Regions from separate parts of the Homo sapiens genome. Here region 1 is linked to region 2. Evidence: chromatin contacts called from ENCODE Hi-C or POLR2A ChIA-PET data. All regions are on one chromosome and are shown on one strand. The core of a region is the stretch at or near the end of the contact, and the rest is flanking DNA. Distances in the headings are between cores, read along the strand shown.

Evidence for each region. A loop is a pair of places that touch in the nucleus more often than their neighbours do. ChIA-PET counts read pairs that join two places held with the same protein, here RNA polymerase II (POLR2A). Pooled maps may share reads with other maps.
Region 1: a loop to region 2 is called in a map of aorta, with 3 times the contacts of the local background. The contact joins two enhancer-like sites. A Hi-C loop is called at or near these places in 11 of 168 maps with a recorded cell type or tissue (A673, HepG2, IMR-90 and 8 more) and 17 of 50 pooled maps. POLR2A ChIA-PET finds 5 or more read pairs at or near these places in 2 of 52 experiments (PC-9 and activated T-cell).

Annotation. Positions count from the first base shown.
Region 1 is chr9:120,475,711-120,480,859 of GRCh38, reverse strand. CDK5RAP2 (CDK5 regulatory subunit associated protein 2) reads left to right here. Exons shown (of 38, transcript NM_018249.6): 15 at 3,410-3,510. Among named protein-coding and RNA genes, the nearest start is that of CDK5RAP2, 100 kb to the left of the region's middle. Within about 2 kb of position 3,244, at least 7 of the 41 ENCODE cell types and tissues checked have a DNase peak (open chromatin) inside an H3K27ac peak, as active enhancers do.
Region 2 is chr9:120,400,841-120,406,625 of GRCh38, reverse strand. It overlaps CDK5RAP2 (CDK5 regulatory subunit associated protein 2), which reads left to right. Exons shown (of 38, transcript NM_018249.6): 33 at 2,513-2,590; 34 at 3,555-3,820; 35 at 5,741-5,785. Among named protein-coding and RNA genes, the nearest start is that of MIR147A, 160 kb to the right of the region's middle. RefSeq lists an enhancer at 3,256-4,224. Within about 2 kb of position 3,270, at least 5 of the 41 ENCODE cell types and tissues checked have a DNase peak (open chromatin) inside an H3K27ac peak, as active enhancers do.

The sequences.
Region 1 (5,149 bases), core at 1,995-4,494, 74 kb before region 2:
GCAGTCTGGATGACTAACTTATCATGACCAGACTGGTGGTTTAGCATTTAAAAGCTTTAATTGGCAGGTGGTGCCTTGGCCTTGTTTTGTCAGGATTGGAAGCACAACAGTATTCTCCTGGATCAGGGCTTCTTCACCTTTCTTGCCCTCTGCATCCTTTTGGCAATCTACTGAAGCCAGAGACCCCTATCTTGAAAAAATGTTTAAATGCATACAATATATGTGTAGGATACTAAAGGAAACCAAATATTTTGAAATTAGGTTATCAAAATATAAAAAAATTATGCTATGGAAATGATGCTTCTTTATTAATATGTTAAATAGTAAGATATGGTGGTGAGTATAAGTAACTGCCGTAGCTATGAAGTAGTGATAAGAATGAATATTTTGAGATATCTGCAACATATACAAAATAACTATTTCTTTTGATGACAAAGTCAAGGTAATACTACTAGTATTACTATGGTTTGTAGCAATAGCAGTATTCCTTCAATTCATAATTGAAGGTAATGCTAAATTTCAGTTAGAGGTTAGTGGAAATAGGGATGTAATTTTTTTCCCTTGCTCATATTCCTACAGCCTGTAAATTTTAATCAAGTTGAAAACCCCTGTCGTAGGTGGTATGTCTTAGCTTTAGGAGAAAACACAAGTCAATATAAACTACAAAGGCTGTTTGCAGCCCCAATTTCTTGACGGACTGAACATCCGCCTCCAGCATTTAGAGAGCATTTAGTTGGTGCTAGGCATCATGCTGGATATTCTGTATGCATTAACTTTATTTTAACATTTTTTCTTATTTTGAAATAGTTTTAAATTTGTAGAAAAATACAAAAATAAAGGATTGTATTTTTTTCTGAGCCTTTTGAGAGAAAGTTGCCAATGTGAAGCCTTGTCCCCTCTGAATGTGCTAGTGTATATTTCTTGTAAACAGGAACATTCTCCTGTATAACCTCAGCCCAGCCACTACAACCAGGAAATTAGCCTGGACTGATTTCCTTCATTGCTACCTTCTAATCCTCAGACTCATTTGAATTTCATCAGTTGTCTCAATAACACCCTTTGTAGTGAAAGGATCCTATTCAGGATCATGCCTTGCATTTAATAGTCTTGATTCTTTAGTCTTTAGTTTGGAACAGTTCTAAAATCTTTCCTTGACTTTCATAACCTTGACACTTTTGAAGTGCCTGGGCCAGTTATACCATAGAATGTCCCTTCAGTTTGGGTTGTTTGTCTGGTGTTTTCTTGCTGATTAGATTCAGTTTATGCATCTTTGGCAGGAATATCACAGTAGCGATGCTATGTTCTTCTCATTGTGTCCTGTCTGATGGTACACAGTTGGATTTGCCCCATTACTGGCCATGCTAACTTTGATAACTTTATCAAGATAGTGTCTGCCAGGTGTCTTGACTGTCTAGTTATGCTTTTTTCCCTTTGTATTTAATAAGTATTTTGGGGGAGGTGTTTTGAGTCTATGTAAACATCTTGACTTTTACCTACTAGTTTTAGCATCCTTTTGTGTTTCTTGGCTGAATTATTTATTACTGTGATGGTTGGCGAAGGGTGATTTTTCTAATTCCATTATTCTTTTTACATTTATTAGTCATCATCATTTTTCTATAAAGAAAAACCTACTCTTTTTCCCTCCTATTCATATCAATATGGATTTATGAATTCCTGTTTTATTTGGTGGGTTATAATCTGTTACTATCAGTTATTATCAGTGGGTTATAAACCATTACTCATTATTTCAATGCTCAAATCATCCCAGATTTGGCTTGTGGGAGCCTTTCCAAACTGGGTCTGTGTGTCCTTTTGACAACATTCCATCATTATTTAAGCATTTCTTTAAAAATTTTTTCAGCTTTGAGTTATAATTGACAAATTAAAATTGCATGTATTTAAGGTACACTAGATATTTGGATATATATATACATTGTGAAATGATCACCATAATCAAATTAATTGGCATATCGATCATCTCACATTGTTACCTTTTTTTGTGTGATGAAAAAACCTAAAATCTACCCTCCTGGCACATTTCAAGTGTAAAATACAGTATTTTTTGTTTGTTTGTTTGTTATTTCAGGGTCTTGCTCTGTTGCCCAGGCTTCAGTGCAGTGGTATGATCCTAGCTCATTGCAGTCTCAAACTTCTGGGCTCAAGGGATCCTCCTGTCTTAGCCTCCCAAATAGCTGGGACTATAGGTGCATGCCACCATATCCAGCGAATGTTTTTATCTTTTACTTTTTTGTAGAGGCGGGGGTCTCACTATGTTGCCCAGGCTGGTCTTGAACTCCGGGCCTCAAGTGATTTTCCCGCCTTGGCCTCCCACAGAGCTGGGATTATAGGTGTGAGCCGCTGTGCCTGGCCAGGGTATTGTTACATATAGTCATCATGCTGTATATTACATCTCTGGAATTTATTCATCTTGCGTAACTAAAACTTTGTTCCCTTTCACCAACATCTCCCATATCCTCATCCCTCCAGCCCCTGGCAACCACTGTTCTATAAGCACTTCCTCATTTTTTGGCACAATAAAATGCTATACACATATCTTTTATTGTTCCTGATTTTCCTTGTCCTAATACGGGAATCAGCCATTTCTCCAGGTATCCCTGGTTCCTTACAGTATGCAATTTATCTTTCATCTGCTCTGTAACTCCATAAGGCAGTGGTAATTGTCCACCAGTTTTACAGGTGAGAATACCAAGGCTCCTAGTAAGTAACTTCCCAGAGTCTCAGAACTGGTAGGTGGCAGAACCAAATTTTGAACATTAAAAAATTTCACATTTGTGAATGTGAATTCATAAAATGACATCCACATTTCATAAATGAGGAGACTGAAGCTCATAGAGTTTTGTTAAGCTACTTACCCAAGATCATACCTCCAGTAAGTGGCAGAGATCCAACTCAGATTTCTTCATCATCACTGTGTTCTGGATGCCTCCCAAGAATACCTCAGTTGACCTCTTCTACTTGACTGTAACTAAATCCCTAGTCCCCAGTACTTGCCAGGTTTTGGTTTGTGAATTTCTCTTCTTTGGAGCAACAGTGAATATGGAAAGATATTTTTTTTGTAGTGTTTTAAAAACGATGAACAGCAGCTCTGAGGGATGACAGACTCATGATGGGCTAATCCCATAGCTGGTGCGTCTTCCTAGCAGCTGTTGGAAGCAGTATTGGAAGCTCAGCTCTCTGCTTTGTTCTGGGATGAGTGATGGGCAGTCATTCCCCACTCCTCCTGAAGGTGGTGCTCTCTGACTGTGGCCTGAGCCAGAGCCAGGCACAGGGCCTCTCTCACCTTCGTTTGATTTTAAAAACTGGGACTAGCTACATATGTTTGCATAATATAAGGATGTACTCTTTCAAAATTCTTTCCTTAATGTCAAATGCCCATTGTCATTTCCAGGAAAAGAAACAATCATCAGACTATGAAGAGCTGATTCAGGTCTTAAAGAAAGAGCAGGACATCTATACCCATCTGGTCAAATCTCTGCAGGAATCAGACAGGTAAGCGTTTCTGTCTGGACATCACACATGTGAATGCGAACACACACACATGCACGCGCATACACGCACACACCCTTTCAATCAGTGCTGATCTCTAAGGCAGCAAAGCCCTGCCAGTTTGCTTATGGAGCTTATAAAGCTTGGGTGGCGACTGCCCTATTTGATAGTCACATATACCTGTTTTCTATCAAGAATTGTCTGATTTTTGGCAACAAAATTGATTACTCAGGTTTTAAAATCATGATTACTCAGGTTTTAAAAATACTTTATTATATATTTAGAAAGTGCTTCTATGTGTATTATCTCATATGATCCTCACAGCCTTTCTGTGAAGTAATAATAATGCTATCCCTGTGTTTTCTATAAGGTCATGAAAACTAAGATAGGGTAAGTGACTTGCTCAAAGTCACACAGATGTCAAGTGACAGAACCCTGGGACTCAAGCAAGTCTCCCTATCTCTGCAGAATTGCTGAAATGAGTTGCTGCCAGCAAGGTGTGGTGGGGAGAGCCAACTCTAGGATAGAGGCCTTGTTCTAGCCCTGACTCTCCCACTTTCTAGCTCTGTGTCCACAGGCAAGTGCTGCTCTGGGCCTCTGTCCATGTGTCTGTACACACAGGGTTGGCCTCAGGGACTTCTCAGAATTGAGAAGTCCTTTTTTTTTTTTTTTTTGAGATGGAGTCTTGCTCTGTTGCCCAGGCTGGAGTGCAGTGGCAGGATCTCGGCTCACTGCAACCTCCGCCTCCCGGGTTCAAGCGATTCTCCTGCCTCAGCCTCCCAAGTAGTTGGGACTACAGGCACATACCACCACGCCCGGCTAATTTTTTGCATTTTTAGTAGAGATGGTGTTTCACCATGTTAGCCAGGATGGTCTTGATCTCCTGACCTCAGGATCCACCCACCTCCGCCTCCCAAAGTGCTGGGATTACAAGTGTTGGTCACCTCTCTCTACACAGTGGGATGGGTACAGCTGAAAGGATATGATGTCTGGGATTCATTTCCAAACAGTGCAGAAGCTGAGGACGTGGGTGGGAATATCAAAAGAACAAGATTGGCCCTGGCTCTCTGATTGTTGGGGCTGGGGTATGTGTAGATGGGGGAGAGGTTCATTACAGTAGTTTTTTTTTTTTCCTTTTGTATATGTCTAAAATTTTCTATAATGAAAAGTTAAAAAAGAATCACCCCTCATTTCTCCCTCTCATATGTCCTCTGCTCTTACCATAGTGAGCTCTTTATCGTTCCCTGGGCTGTGTGTTCCTGCCTGTACCTTCACCTGTGTTTCCTACCCTTCTATTCCCAACCTTTCCCCTACTTTGTCTCCTCCCAGTCCTTTAGAATTTAGCTTGAATGTTACATTTGTCAGGCAGCCCAGCTAATCCCCAAAACAGTTGCCTCTCTGTGTTTCTGCCCTGCGTGGGGAGGTCACCTTCTGTAGCCGTCTGTGCCTGCTCTGCCTCCTCACCTGTGTTGGAGCTCCCTCAGGGCAGGGGTCCCACCTTACTGTCTCTGCTCCCCAGGGCCTGGTACAGAGTAGGCATTTGGGAAATGTTCTGTGCAGGAATGCCCCTCCCTGCCATGTTGATCTTCTAAATTATGAGATAATTTCCAGATTTTTTCATAGGAAATGAGTTTAGGGAAAA
Region 2 (5,785 bases), core at 2,021-4,520:
CTGAAAATCATCCTGATAGGTTTAAAAAGTGGATCTGTTTTGCATTTGTGTGCAGGTTAATTGCCTAGCCCTGGAGAGGCTGTGGGGGGTACGAGAAAGAGGACCAGACACCTCTACCACCCGCCCACCCAGGGTGTGGAGCAAACCAGTAAATGGTTAGACTCCAAGCAATCAGGCAGCCTGTCCTCTTTGCTCTAGAGATGAAAAACAAAGGCCCAGAGAGTGGATGGGGCTTGCCCAAAGTGGCACAGCAAGTAGGCAGCAGAGCTGGAGCTAGAAACCATTTCCAGCTTCGAGTCCAGGGCTGTTCCTAAACCCCACTGGACTCTCTGGAGCGTTGGGTATCCTGGGATTATCATCCTGACACCCATAGGGTAAATGTGTGTATCCAGTGGGATGAGGAATGCCAGCCTGCTTTACAAGCAAGTATTGTACTAAAGTTTGGACTGACTTTTACTTGGATACCTCTAGTTAAAAAAATAAAAATAAATCTCTTAAGGAGCACCTGGTCAGTCCGCTCGTAGTGATTAGTTCATTGATTTCTCATTGACAAGGATCTTAAAATTTAATCAAAAAGATGATGTAATAATATGAAAAAAGTGAACAGAGAAAAAAAGTTCATGATTCTACACATTGATCATTTTTTAAAATTTGCATATTTTTTCATTTATTAAATATGAGCATGAATTTATATTTTTCAAATTGGATTTTGTGTCATTGTGTGTCCTTTCTTTGTTTTTGCCCAATATTACATCATACATGTTCCCTGTGCTTTCACATGGGCTTCCTAATGATTGTTTGCAGGCTATTCTCAGTCACCAATCCATGACCCCGTTGATTTATTAAAGTGGTCTCTGATTTGGAGCCATAATAGACATCAATGTTAATATGCTTTTTGCTGTTAAATAATATTCTTAGGAGAAAACCCTACAAGGGGAACCTCATAAGTTTGGAAAGGTGCCATATTGCCACCTTCTAAATAGTCTGTACATCAGCAGTGTACAAAGGTAGTGGTTTTTGTGTGACCTCAGCATTGGGCATTACTATTTTCAACACGGGTCTGCACCTGGCCCTTTTTAAGGCTTTGAGGAGATGGGATTCAGGAACTTGTGGGGTAGGCTAGGGGAGTTTGAAGCAGGGAGAACAGTTCTGTGCTTGGGGTACCCAGGAAGGAGAGTTGGGTAGCTGAAGTGAGGAGGCCATCAAACAGCCTTTACCTGCTTTTGAAATTTGCCGAAAGCAGCCCTCATCATGCCTGGCAAGAGGCATCCAGGAGAGCATTCAGAATTCACAGTGCTGCCTCAGCAGAAAAGTTTTATAATTTCCTTGAGTCAAGATCAGAATTATAGGCAGCAGCATTTCTTCCTTTGCAAAAGACTTCTCAGGTCTGTATTTAAGTGCATCTGTTTTAAAAATTCTGTTCTAAAGGCTGATGTCTTTCACTGAGAGTGATTCCTCTTGGGGCCAGCTCTATGGAGCTGACCTCCTGGCTCCTTGGCCTTAGGAACTGTAGCACACCCCTGGGAAATGCTGGAGTGCAGTCAGCCCACCGCCCAGTGGTGCAGGAGCTCGGAAGGGGGATCCTAAGCCCTAGGCTTCCTTGCTCTGTGCCACTGACATGCTGGGTTATGCTGGACAGATCACTTTCTATCTCTGCCCCTTGGTCTCCCCTTCCATGAAATCTGAATTACAGTGTGTTTTGCCCACTGAGCTATTGAGTCCAATAGCTTTTCATATGTGAAAGTGCTTTCCAAATTATAACGTGTTGCACAGGTCATCTGTACAGCATCTATTGGTTTTGCCTCCTTACAGTGTTGCAAATACATCACCCCCCAGATCCTATTGTGGGTTACTCTCATCTCTAGCTTAGGTTAGTGTGGCAGCCTCCAGACTTACTCTTTCAGTACAAAATACAGACCTCAGCTTGACATTGCCTTGCCCAAAGCCCTTGAGTGGGCCCCTCAGTCCTCTTGGTTCTGGCCTTGCATTCTACTTTGTCCTTCCCTGCACCCGGGCCTTGGGTCTATGAACTGCTTATTTCTCCCTGAGCGATGATTCCACTCTTTGTCCCACTGTCTGCCTCTCACCTGCCCATTGTGCTGCCTGGCATTTCTTTCCCTCCTTCTTACCATAGGTCAGTCACAATCAGTCTTAAAACATAAGGTTTTAAAACGGGTATTAGCCTTTGGGAAGCCAAGTTGGGGGTAGTGCCCCTCACCTGAGCCCCAACAGCCTGTGTTTCCCTCCCTTGTCCTTGATCACACTAAAATAAAATTGCTTATTTACTTTTCTGCTGAGAGTTTTTCTAGGGAATGGACTGGGCCTGGTCACTCTGTCTCCCTGGTGTCCCACAAAGGTGGGCTTGGCAGGACAGAGGCCCAGTGAAGATTTGAAGGAATGCTGTGTGTGTATGGATAAGTGAATGTGAGGGGCTTGACTGTATTCTCTTTCAGTTCTCTCTTGAATGCTGACAACAGTGAAACTAACAGTTCTCGTGTTTTGCATTTTGTAGATGGTGACAAATATCCCATGGAAAGTGATAATTCATTTGATCTGTTTGATTCCTCCCAGGCAGTGACACCAAAATCAGGTACAAAGCTGAAGTCCAGGTAACTGTGGGAGCATTGGATGTGACAGTAAGACTTTTTAACTTGCAGAAAAGGGGGGTCCCTGGTCCCAACTCAGGAGGGTATTTGGTAAGGATTTGGGATTTCAAGTTCTCAGCATCCCCAGCTGGTGATCTTCTCCTTCAAGCCAGTTAATCCACTCCTAGGTGTTACCAAGGTTAGAACATCATTGGGTCCCTCTTGCCTTAGATTAAAATTGTGACCACCTTTGTGAGGCTTTCAAGGCCCTCCAGGATCCAGCTCCAGTGGGTCCGTCCAGCCTTATCCCTTAACCTGGTGTAGCCACACAGGGGTCACCATCCTGCAGACAGGCCCACACTTTCCTCTCACTGTGACTTTTAGACCCCCTTTGTCCCACTCTTTGCCGGTAGAAGTCCCGTTTCCTCAAGACTCATCATGAATACACATTTCTCTGTGACATGCCTTTGCTGCTGTCCTTGGTCAGAATGACTCATCATTCGTGTAATTCTTGCTACTTGCTCAATCCAGTTCAAATGCTGCTCCTTCTCAGAAGCCTTCCCTGTTCTCTCCCTCCCTGCACAGATAATTGTTTTTTCTGGCTCTGGCCCTTCATCACTCTGCTGTTGCACCTTCTGCAGTGTCTGTGTTCTGATCAGACTGTGGGCTACTGGAATGCAGGCACCAGCTTGAGTCATCCTTGTGAATCTGGGGTCTTCTGCCGAGTGGGTGGTTGATAAGTGTTGGTTGAGTTGACTTGAGCCTCTCCTACAAGATGACTCATAAGCCCAGTGTGGGGTAATATACAGAGGTCCAGGAGCGTGCCTCTTTTCCCCTCTGGGCTTGTGTTGGGTGGCATTTGGGCACGAGGGCCTCTTCTAGCCCTCCTAGCTAGCTTCAACATCATAAGCGTCTTGAACGCAGAGTGTTACCTGAAACAGATTTTACATCCTACTTCTCATTTTACAGTTTCAGAGACTCCTCCACTCTCTGGGAATGACACGGACTCCCTCTCCTGCGACAGTGGCAGTTCGGCAACTAGCACTCCGTGTGTGTCCCGCCTGGTCACTGGCCACCACCTGTGGGCCAGCAAGAATGGCCGCCATGTCCTGGGCCTGATTGAGGACTATGAGGCCCTGCTCAAACAGATCAGCCAGGGACAGAGGCTCCTTGCTGAAATGGACATTCAAACCCAAGAGGCTCCCAGCTCCACAAGTCAAGAGCTGGGAACAAAGGTAACCTGACCACAGAGCTGGGGGGCACAAGCTGCTCCCTGGGAGTGTCGGTGGAAGGGGGAGGGGAGTCAAATGGCGCAGTTGTCCTCATTAGGACCCTGAGAAGAGGGACCAGGAAGTGTGGCCTCAGAGAGCTCAGAGGTCAGGTCCAGTGTGGGGAACTATTGGTGGTGGCTGTGTTTGGTGGGGTTTGTGCCTTGTGTTCCTGCAACTGCTCCATGGGCTCTGCTGTCTTGTTCCCATGACGGCCTCTGTACATCTGGTCTCTCATCCATTCTTCTCTCCATCTGCACCCTGGTGTGTCTGTCCATTCATCTGCCCATCCACCTGGCTGTCGCCCATTATGAAGTGGAATTACTAGTTCAAAGGTTGTGAACTTTTTAGGGCTCTTGATGATAACTGTTGCTCCATTACTTTGCAAAACAATTCTATCTCTGTTCATGAACGTTTGTCTCACTACATTTTTGTTTTTGTTGAGGTTTTGTTGTTGTTGTGTTTTTTTTATTTTGAGACAGGATCTAGCTCTGTCACCCAGGCTGGAGTGCAGTGGCGCGATCATGGCTCACTGTAGCTTCGACCCCACCTCCTAGGCTCAAGCAATCCTCCTGCCTCAGCCTCCCAAGTAGCTGTGACCACAGGCGTGTGCCATCACACCTGGCTTTTAAAAAAAATTTTTTTTAGAGACAGGGTCTCACTCTGTTGCCCAGGCTGGCCTCGAACTCCTGGGCTCAAATGATCCTCCCACCTTGGCCTCCTAAAGTGTTGGGATTACAGGCGTCAGCTATCATGCCTGGCAGTATATATATAAAATTTTTTTTTTTTGAGATGGAGTCTCATTCTGTTGCTCAGGCTGGAGTTCAGTGGTGCGATCTTGGCTCACTGCAGCCTCCTCCTCTTGGGCTCAAGTGATTCTCCTCCCTCAGCCTCTTTAGTAGCTGGGATTACAGGCGCCTGCCACCATGCCCGGCTGATTTTTGTATTTTTAGTAGAGACGGGGTTTCACCATGCTGGGCAGGCTGGTCTTGAACTCCTGACTTCAGGTGATCCAACTGCCTCGGCCTCCCAAAGTGCTGGGATAAAGGCGTGAGCCACTGCACCCAGCCCAGATATTTTCATTTATAATGATTTTTTTGTTACTTTGATATCTAAAAAGGATGTGTCTTTTTTCTCTCTTTTTTTTTTTTTTTTTTTTTTTGAGACAGGGTCTGGCCATGTTGTCCAGGCTGGGGTACATGGCATGATTATGGCACACTGCAGCCTTGACCTCCTGGACTTAAGCAATCCTCCCATCCCAGCTTCCTGAGTAGCCAGGACTACAGGTGTGCACTGCCACACCTAGCTAATTTTTTATTTTTTTGTAGAGATGGGGGTCTCACTATGTTGCCTAGGGTGGTCTCGAATTTCTGGGCTTGTATTTCCCCTTTTCTGAGTCACATACATAATTTTCTTGTGCCCTTGATACCGCCCAATTTGAGTTTGCTCTGCCAGCAGTACAAGACCCTGATATCATATTCACTACAGCAGGGCCATTTAACAGGGACCAGTAAAGGCAAACCATTTATTGCTTGCTGTTGGTGTCATTTTCTCTGGGCGAGTCTCTGTGGGTCGCCAAACAGTAAGAATGGCCCTCCCACAGACCCTTTACTTGGAGTAGTAACTGTAGTTAATGCTGGTGGTTATTAACCATGGTGGTTATTAATCATGGTTATTGATTGGGCTAAGATCACCACTGAAATTCTCTCATAATCTACAATTCACCAGTCTTTAAGAACAATAAATTGGTGTTATGTGGTACCAGGCTTTCGCTCAGCGTGTGAAACAGAAGCCCTACAGTCTGGAGATTTATACTGCATGTTAAGGCTTGCTTGTCTAAAATCTTTTTCAAGACTGCACGTAACAGCCTTCATATCCCCCGTGTAGGGTCCACACCCAGCACCACTGAGCAAGTTTGTGAGCAGTGTGAGC